Linked DNA regions of Homo sapiens: region 1 is linked to region 2. The links are chromatin loops, found by intact Hi-C in ENCODE. Cell type or tissue: sigmoid colon. All regions are shown on one strand.

What was found. Peaks named below come from ENCODE experiments on the same cell type or tissue, not always from the same donor. Only the 100,000 strongest peaks of a DNase experiment are listed, where the experiment ranks them.
Region 1: it touches region 2 in a loop (2.9-fold over the local background); 3 of 110 quality-filtered maps call a loop at or near these places.

What each region holds. Positions count from the first base shown.
Region 1 is chr1:192,578,012-192,583,011 of GRCh38, reverse strand. RGS1 (regulator of G protein signaling 1) reads right to left here. Exons shown (of 5, transcript NM_002922.4): 4 at 4,627-4,790; 5 at 2,988-3,875. The coding sequence ends at 3,690. All of the region lies in intron 3 of LOC105371664 (a long non-coding RNA gene), which reads left to right. Among named protein-coding and RNA genes, the nearest start is that of RGS1, 4.7 kb to the right of the region's middle. RefSeq lists an enhancer at 3,429-3,678. In sigmoid colon, a CTCF peak has its summit at 2,375 (motif pointing right); no DNase peak of the experiment used is centred here; H3K4me3 peaks cover 3,290 bases; H3K27ac peaks cover 321 bases.
Region 2 is chr1:193,017,276-193,022,275 of GRCh38, reverse strand. UCHL5 (ubiquitin C-terminal hydrolase L5) reads left to right here. Exons shown (of 11, transcript NM_001199261.3): 10 at 1,081-1,179. Among named protein-coding and RNA genes, the nearest start is that of UCHL5, 40 kb to the left of the region's middle. In sigmoid colon, a CTCF peak has its summit at 2,648 (motif pointing right); no DNase peak of the experiment used is centred here.

The DNA.
Region 1 (5,000 bases), 440 kb after region 2:
TTTTTGTCCTATTTTCATATTCAAAGTAAAGGAGCCACTGAGGAGTATATACCAAGTCAAATATTTACTGCAGAGAAACATCCATAGAAGGTTTTGTATTTTGTCTCTATTTTTTGTAGGAAGGTTTCATTTAGTTTAGGCATGTAGTAAGATATAAAATTTTGCTATTGGGATGATACAGCTTTAGCTTCAAGATACTGTTCTCAACAAAAAGGATAGAGTTATTTCTGTAGCTGACTGTTGATTTTTGTTTTATAGATGTTTTCATCCTAGTCTTGCAAAAATTCTATAGCTATATAAAATAATTTATATTGATGGCATTTTAAACCACCTTTTACTATATTTTTTCCCTCACAAATTTTAGTTTTTTAATTTTCAACAATAGATTGTCAAAGATTCCTACTAGTATAATACAGCCCATGTTTGCACACAGAAACAAAGAAACTTGAACTTCATTCCATGTAAACTAAATGGGTAAATATGTAATTTTTATGAGACGCCATTACCCACATTTTCACCTTCATAGATTCATAGCTTTCTGGGATAGGCATATTTTAAAGTACTGCAAAATAAGCTTGAGAAAAGTAAATTTTAAAAAACATTTTTGGCTTTTAGCCATGCTATTGTTTACTGCCATTGCTTTAGTATTACAAAAGAACATAGCCTGTGAACTGAAAATCAGATTGTCCAGTTGGATCAAATTTTTTAAATAGTAGATATCACTAGCTCTAATTATATTTTGTGAATGATCTAATGAAACAGTCACATCATAACAAAAAGTGACAATAGGCCAGGCGTAGAGGCTAATGCCTGTAATCCCAGCATGTTGGGAGGCAGGTGGATCACTTGAGGTCAGGAGTTTGAGACCAGCCTGACCAACATGGTGAAACCCCATCTCTACTAAAAATACAAAAATTAGCCAGGCATGGTAGTGGGCACCTGTAGCCCCAGCTACTTGGGAGGCTGAGACAGGAGAATCACTTGAACCCGGAAGGTGGAGGTTGCAGTGAGCTGAGATCACACCCTTACACTCCAGCCTGGGTGACAGAGTGAGACTCCATCTCCAAAAAAAAAAAAGTGACAATAAAAATTTATCTTTTCAAGTATTTTACATTATTTTGAATCTATGCAACCAGGATGACTTTTTTTTTTTTTGGTCAAAATGAAGAGGCTTCTTGTTTTGATCTTCTGTCTAAAATCGAATGGTTTTTGGCATTTTGTCAAGAGAAGAACCAGAGCATTTATTGTATGACTGGTGAGTGTGTTAGACAGTTGCACTGCTTGCTCCTCACAGTCTTGAAGGCCTGGACTATAATTAATGTGACAGTCCTTGGAAACTGCTTGGGAAGCTGAGGCAGGGGTATCACTTGAGCCTGGGAGGTTGAGGCTGCAGTGAGCCATGATCACGCCATTGTACTCCAGCCTAGGCAAACTTGTCTCAAAAACCAACACAAAACAAACAAAACCTTGAAGAATTGCTTTAACTTTGAAAACCGGAATGGGTTAGGAAAGGGCATTTTAGAGAGTAGAGCATAACCAAAGGCTGGAGATAGTGAAGGCTTGGAATTATATAAGATAAGGTGAATAATCCAGTGTGACTTCAAGGTAGGAAGGATACCCAGAGTTGAGTAATGAGAGTTATATCATGAAGGTTACACTGGGAGGGTTTTGAAGCCCAGAGGGAGACATGTATACTTCATTTTATATGTCATGGGAAATGATGTGGCCAAATCTGTGTTTCAGAAGATGATGTTTGTAGCTGTTCAGAGGATAAATTAAAGAAAAGACACTGGGAAGACAAAGAACATGTCATGTGAATTGGCAAACTATGAAAGCCTGTACTAGGATGGGGTAATAAAAAAGAGCAAGCGATGTTCTAACCACAGACACTGATTGTAGAAGAATTATTGGCAGAATTTGGTGATGGAATGAGTTGAGAGAGAGATGACTGATGATGATGATGCTTATTATCATTATTATTATTATCACTGGACTCCCAAGTTTCTCTTACTTAAAGCAGGAATAAAGCATAAAGTAGAACCAATTTAAACTCTGTCCCATGACAACTCAAGAATAATTCTGTTTGTACCTGATCTGCATATTGCCCCTTACCATTGCTGTGTGCCTGATGACTGGACCAGTCCATAGTGAGATTATCCATACATTAACCGTATTTCATTGTGATATGTGAGTGACTGATTATTGAATAAAATATAAAGCACAGGTGCGCGGGGAGATAAGAGCTGTACAGGCTATTCAGGAATATGCATCATCTTGATGATTTTTCTTCTCTCTGTAGGTGAGCCCTACTTTGGAGTCTTTTTTCCTGCTTAGGTGACACTTAGGACTGTTGCAGACTTTAGTGATTCAGGAAATGCCTTCTGATCAGTGGGTGGCAGTGTTACATAGAGGAAGGAGAATAGGTTGTAGTAGGAAGACTTCTGGGCAATCCCTGCTAGTATGACTGTCCCTTAATTCCCAGGTTCTGAACTCTGAATTATAAAATCATCTTCAGACTCACTTGGGGCTTTCTTTTAAATATAGATTCCCATATGCTACCCTTTGGAGATTTGGTTCAGTCATTCTGGTATGGGACCCCAAAACAGGGATATGTGTGTGTTTTTTTAACATTCTAGATAATTTTGAGAGTTACCTAAAATTAAGAACTAGTGACTTAATCTTTCTGAGTCTCAGCTTTCATAGGATTGCTATGAATGTTAAATGAGAAAATATGTCTAGATTTTATGAACTTTAACTCACAATAAAATATATGCTGTTAATTAGATTACCTCTTGAAATAAATTTTCTATCCCTTTTTAAAAGACTTCAATTTCTTATTGAACATGAGATCATATTATATTTGTTTGATTTTGTGCCTTGTGATAGCAGAGAGAAAAATTGTGAATTCTGTCCAAACTAATACATAAAATATAGTATTCACTAGATAATAGTTTTAGATGTTAAAAGAGATGGTAGAAAGAAGAATCTTAAATGAATTATTTATTTATTTTTAAAATCTGAGGAATAAATGCAAGTTTTTAAAAGTAGCAAGGACATGTAAACAGAAATTGCTTCTATATATTTTAATACAAAATCCACATTTATTATTAGCACCAATGATTTAACTTACAAATATATTCTGACTCCCTGGTTTTAAGAGCAATAGCTTAAGTTAAATACACAGTTCATCTCTTCCAAAGTCAAAAACAATAAAATAAAATAACACCGACAAGCAATAGTAGCAATGGCAATTTGAAAACATATACTTTAAGTTAATGGGACTTCAATAGCTCAGTACAAACTATATAATAATATGTAGCATAGATGTCAGTTGACTTTGATTCTTACAGTCTGTTGTAATCAGTTTCATAGACTTTAGTCACAGTTTCTGTGTAACTAGAGTTACCTGGCCTTCCCAGTTCTGAGGGGCTTTCTAATACAGAGCTCCACTGTTTTTTATGACAGTACCACAGTATCTTCCTCCTTCTGCGGTCTCTCTGTTTTTGTCTTGCTTATGCTTCTTCAACTCTGCGCCTGGATAACTTTCATGTTAATCCATTCTGAGTCATTTGTTCTTCTTGGCCTGTCAAGACACCCAAAAAAGGCCAAGCTGTTCACCCAGGGAGCCATACTGGCACATTCCTTCTGCGCTTGATACTATCTGTTAATTCCCTTCAGCCAGGGACCAGTCACTTTAGGCTATTAGCCTGCAGGTCATTTAGAAGATTTAAGTAAATATCTGATTTGAGGAACCTGGGATAAGAGTCCTTTTCCATAAGAGTATATATGACTTTTTGTGCTTCATCAAAACACGTGGGGGTTGGTGCTTTAATCTTCTTGGCTGTAGATTCTCGAGTGCGGAAGTCAATATTGATCTAAAAAAGAAAACCTTGTTAGCTAATATATACTTTTCTTTACTGCAAATTTTATGATGTTACTGTTTTTTGAAACACCTCAGAAAGTAATTTTAAGGCCTCATTTAAATCAATTCAAATATCTCTTAAATGCCTTTGTAAAATCAGCTCTATACTAGGTGTGAAGGAGATAAGAAATATTACAAAAATGTCTTTGTTCCAAATTTCCTCATAGTATAGTTAGGAGAGGCAAAAGAAGCAGACATGAAAAATTTAAGTATCCACATAAGATGATCCATGTATCATAAAGAGTGATGTAGGCATTTAAGATTTACAGGAGAAGAAGGCTCTTTTTGTTGATATTTTCTGCTTGGACCAAGAATATTTATCTGGTAATACTGTTAATTGGAAATACTTTTGCTGCTGCAATTGTATACATTATGCTAATCTGCATTTTCTTATCCAAAACAAGAGCACTCATTAAGGACTCCCTGACATGCAGTTCTGGTCAGTAACAATACCCTTAACCCTTCCCTCACCCTCATCATGGCAGCTGGTTTTGTAAAATCAGTCTCTTTATTCTACTGTGCTGAAACCCTCACCAATATAGAAAATTAGATTCTCATTGCACTGAACTATATTTATATGCCTAAGTATGTAGAAGTAAAATTATATACCCCAAAAGGATTTTATCTTGTTGTATATATTAAATGTTATTTCTGCATATAGGGTCTTTTATGGAGAAACTGATGATGATAAGCTTAATACTCACTTGTTTAGCAGCATCTGAATGCACAAATGCTTTATATATCTCTTCTGCTTTACAGGGCAAAAGATCAGACTCTGTTTTCTTATAGTCTTCACAAGCCAGCCAGAACTCAATATTCTCCTCACTGAATTCAGACTTTAGGAAACTTCCAAAGACATTTTGACCAGCTAAAAAGAAACGAGGGGTGGGTGGGGAGATAATTAAATTAAATGAACCAACAAATGAATAATTTGAAGAAGAAATTTGTAAGAAAAATACAATTGCTTCCTATTCATACAAAGGTAAGAGACAGCTACTGCTGAAATAGCTGTGTTATAGATTGTAGAGATGAGAAGTCATTTGAAATTTCTTCATTCATAGAAGAGGAATCTGGGGCC
Region 2 (5,000 bases):
CTTAACAGACAACAGATACTTTGCATCATACTTAACAGACAACAGGTGATTGTTAAGTGAAATGAATGGGCCTTAAACTAGTAGGATTTCTTCAGGTGAAAGTGGTAGGGGCAGGCAGGCAGGCTCTAGAGTATTCCAGGCGGGAAAAAGGGAGGGACAAGTTCATGGAGATAGGGAAGGAAAAAATAATAGCTTTCCCAATTATTTTCCATTTCACATGATATTAAAAAAAGTAAATTACCCATCTTTATATATACTTATGTGTTTATTATGTAATTAACTAACTTTTAATATCTGCCCAAAATACAACACAAAGTTTCCATAACTTCCATAAGGTGTCCTGCTTTATTGTTTGGGAATGCTTTGTTTAAAAAAAGATAAAATGATTGTCATACTGCTATAAAACAAACATGTTAAGCTTTAATTTAATTAATTAACTGAAGGAACTCTAGTTAAAGGAGAAGTCAGAGAAGCTCAAATTTATATGAAGTTTAAATGAATTTATAAGAGATGGAAACTTTCTATGGAAGGGCAATCAATTATACTTCTACCAGGCAGAATATATAATAGGTCAGTGGCAGTAAAAGCCTAGAATCACATAACTTGAGAGGATGTTATCTAGACAGTGCATAGTTTTCCACTGAAGTAGAAATTTTTTCCTGCAGTGTACCCCCTTTCGATAAAAAATAATCTGAAGGAAAGATTGTGCTTGATCACAAAATAAAGCTGGTCTCATTAGACTTTGCCTGATTATTTGCACAGGTGAAGTAGCAAATGTTAATTTAGCTTGTAGATGTTTAGTTGTTTTTATAAATGACATTTTCATAAGTAATGTTAGATTGGACTTTTAAAGGCCTCTATTATTTGCTAAGTCAGGGGCAGGAGGCCCTTGCCCAAGAAACTCCCTCCACATGTTTTATTGTGTTAATTTTTATTCTCAGTGGGAATGGAATCTCATTATTTCTAAAATCATTTTCTTATGAGAATGGATATACCATTTCTATTTTGAGTTGGATGCAAAGAATAAAATATCAAAATTAGCAGAAATGTAGTTAGTGTGGATTGATGTTTTATTTTCAGATTGAGAATATCAGAAGGAAGCATAATTATCTGCCTTTCATTATGGAATTGTTAAAGACTTTAGCAGAACACCAGCAGTTAATACCACTAGTAGAAAAGGTAAGTATTTTATTGGTAGATACTTAAATTAAGTTTAGAGTCTCCAAAAACATAAAATGTATTTTTTATTTTTTGCTTGAATAGAGGTAAAATTTTTGGAAGCTTGTACGTTTTTATTCTTTTGCTTTTGCCTCTTGTTTTCTACTCTGTAAGAATTAGTTCAATTGAGACTGTAAAACAAAAATAAAGAATTACCCCACTGCTTTAGGCTTCCAGATTCTTAGTGTCAAGACCTCAGGTTATGCTGTATTAAAATAAAATTTAAAACACTTCCTTTAAGCAAAAGTAGATTTTTAATGCTGATAATTGAAATAATATTTTCCTATTTAGCAAAAATTTGAGTTGATATAACAGAATTTAAAAGTAGAATGGACATTGTTGGGTTTAAAAAAAAAATAGCCTGTACTACGAAATAGGTTTTCTTATTTCTAATTTAGTATCCATTCCACTGAGGGAAAACTAGCATAAGTTAGTGAAGAATTCTGATTTCTATGATTTTTTTCATAAGTAACAATAAAATATTTGTTGAATAAGTAAAATGCAGTTAAATTGTTTTTAAGTTCATACTGTAAATCAGTGTTTCTGAAAGTGAACATCAGTGGATACTCTTTAAAATACATGTTACCTGGCCCCTCCCCAGATATTCTGATATAGGGGAAGGATTCTTTAATAAGTTCCCCAAGTGATTCTAATGCAACTGGTCTGTGTACCACAGTTTGAGAAACACTTTGAGAAGACACTACTAGGCAAATAAAATTTTGGACCATTAACTTAAAGACGAGAATACATGGTAGGTATATTTTCCTTATTAATTTTAAAGTTTACAAAGCAAAGATTGATTTCAACCAAGCTGTTTCATGTTATACATTCTAAATAATATGAGATGTGAGCTAATAAGTTTTTTGTGTATATTACCTTATTGATTGAAACATGTGACCCAACTTTTAGCATTAAATGTAAAAATTATTGCAGAAGACTGCTAAATCTTCTCTTTTCCATTATAGGTTTTTCTGTTCATGCATCTCAGGGTGTATTCTAAGATGGGAAACTGTTTTTAAAGTTTTAGATTAATACAGGGTCCTGTGGTTCTCAAAATTGCTTGGTTAACAAGAATACCTAGATATGATGTTATTAATCATATCAAATGTTTTTCTGTTAAAAATATTAAAATAACTATAAAATGTGCTAAATATGTGATACATCAGATTTTAAGTTAGATAAATGTTACTAGGGACTAGGACCCTTAGATAAATATTAAATGTATAAATTTTGCATTAAAATTGATCTGTGAACAGAATTTTTTGTGTGTGCAAATTAGTAAGTAAAAGAACCACTGTTGTTTGATTTTTAATTACACTATATCCCCAGATTTTTTTGAGAGCATAGTTAGAGAACAACAGCTTGTCAGCTTAACATTAGAATAATTATTCCTTAGTTCACATTTTTTGGACACAAGGTGGCAGCATATAAATACCTGATGTTAGTGGAACACCAACTCTGTTGTGTTTGCCTTCATTTTCTTAAGGAAAGTAGTTATTGACCTTCTAGTTGCTTATTTCTCTAAGCTGTTCTTTTATTAATATTCCAGAAGCAATATTGAGATAGATTTATTTCTTATATACATGCAATAACTATTATTCTCCTAGGTTCTGAAGGAGCTTAGACTCATTTAATTGGAATTGTTGAAATGTTTTAAATTATTCATCAAACATTTATCTAGCTGCGAGGATATTCCAGGCACTCTGTTAAGGTCTAGGGATGTATACATAACTGAGACATATTATTTTCTCTTAAGCAACTCATGGTACAATTTGGGAAAGGAATAAATGAACAATTATGGTATTGTGCTAAATAGTATTATTTTGATAAATGCCAGGATAAAGTCAGGCTAAAGATCCCCAGCAAGCACAGGGTAGCTCCTAAATAGCTTTATAGCCACTTAAAATTTCACATCCATAAAGTTTTAAATATGTGGTGGGAATTAAGTGCTTAATCTGTAGCACTATATCCGTTTCCTTTGCAAGAATATATTTTTGTTCATCTTATTTTGGAAAAAAAAGATACCATATTAAAATATCATTTTCTGCAGATAAATGCAAATTTAAAAAATAAAGCGTGTTGAAAAACTGTTAGAATAAAGATTAGATTTTATAATTATATAAAATCTTTACCAGTGATAGTTAATTACTTAATGGTAATACTTCTAAGAAAAATTACCTATAGAATTCAGAAATAGATAAGTTGGAATAGTGGATCTTACTGTGTTTTGTTTTCAGGGAAAATAGGATAAAAGAACAAGGTGTGAGAAGGAATAGAAGGAAACAAACAGGAAAGATATGGCTGCACCATGCAGTGCTACTATATGCTGAGATTCTACAGGATGAGATTTTTGAATAGCTGAGGCAGTTGCCTATAATCTGTGATGACATAAAAGTATTTGACCTAAAATCTTTTTATTTGCAAAATAATAAATAAAAAGTGATTCTCCCTCGGCATGGCTATAATGAACTTGGTTAGAACCTATAAATGTTTTTGTTATGTGAGACTTTTTAACCGATGAATTCGTTGAATACACACCACATTTAAAAACTGCCTAGGAGGTAATCCAAAAATATATAGTTATAAAACTTCTTGTATTATGTACCAAATCTCTTTCTTAAAATATAAAATAAAATTATCTAGTTTAAGATTACATTTGTGAGACTTCTATTTATTCAGGTATATTTATGATTAACAAATTTTTGTCTACACATTTGTATGTAATTATGAATCATTGTCTATCTTAAATTTTTAACTACCAATAACTTAACGTGATGTAAAATCATAAATTCCATTGCTATGGGGAAATCCAAACAACTTCACAATATTGAATTTTGTCCACATTTTACTATGACTTTGTGATTCAATTGGTAATAAGTAAGCTTCAGATCTTTTTCTATTTCTTAATAGAAATAAGGTAGAAGAATAGTTAAGGCTAATCACAACAATATCTACATTAGTATCTATTAATGCAGAATTATCTGATTTGAGTCAGTACTTTTTAATATCATTGGTACACTGTATAGAAGGAAAGTATTTTTAACAGTATATATTTTTCCATGTTATTTATATGATTTTATTTTTATTTTTTAACAAAAACAGACCAAAATACAGGCTTTGAATTTAAATCTTATATATATGTTACTTATTAGCTGGAGCTTTTAGGCACTATTTACTTTCTTATAACCTCTTTCTCATCTGTAAACTGGGAATCATACCTACTTCACATTCTTGATGATTAAATGAGATCATATCTGTAAAGTGTATAAATTAGTGCTCAATTAATTGTGATAATTATTTTTAATTTTAATAAATGTATAGACACTCTGCCTTATATGTGTTTGCTCATTTAATTATGTTGTAAAGTTTATATCAGAAACCAGTAAATTTATTTCTTGTTAATCCTTCTCAATATTCTATTAAGTATACTCAGATCAATAAGGAAAGAAGCACATACTTTTATTTTAAATTATGCCTAAAACCAAATTATATTTATTATTTGAGGACAGAAAACTTTGTATGAGATGCGATACACATATCAAATTACAAATTATGCTTGTTAACTAAAAACGTTGATGTTGGCAATTAACTTTATTATTTTTAATATGACACACAGACTATTTGCTCTTATTCATTCTAAGGCACAGCACTGTTTTATCATACTGTTAAATAATAATTATACTACCTAATACATTACAAAAAGAGATTGTAATTGTTTTAATTGCTGTATTTTTTATTTAAGGACGTTTTAAAAAAAGTTGTATAATGTAGAAGTCTAATTC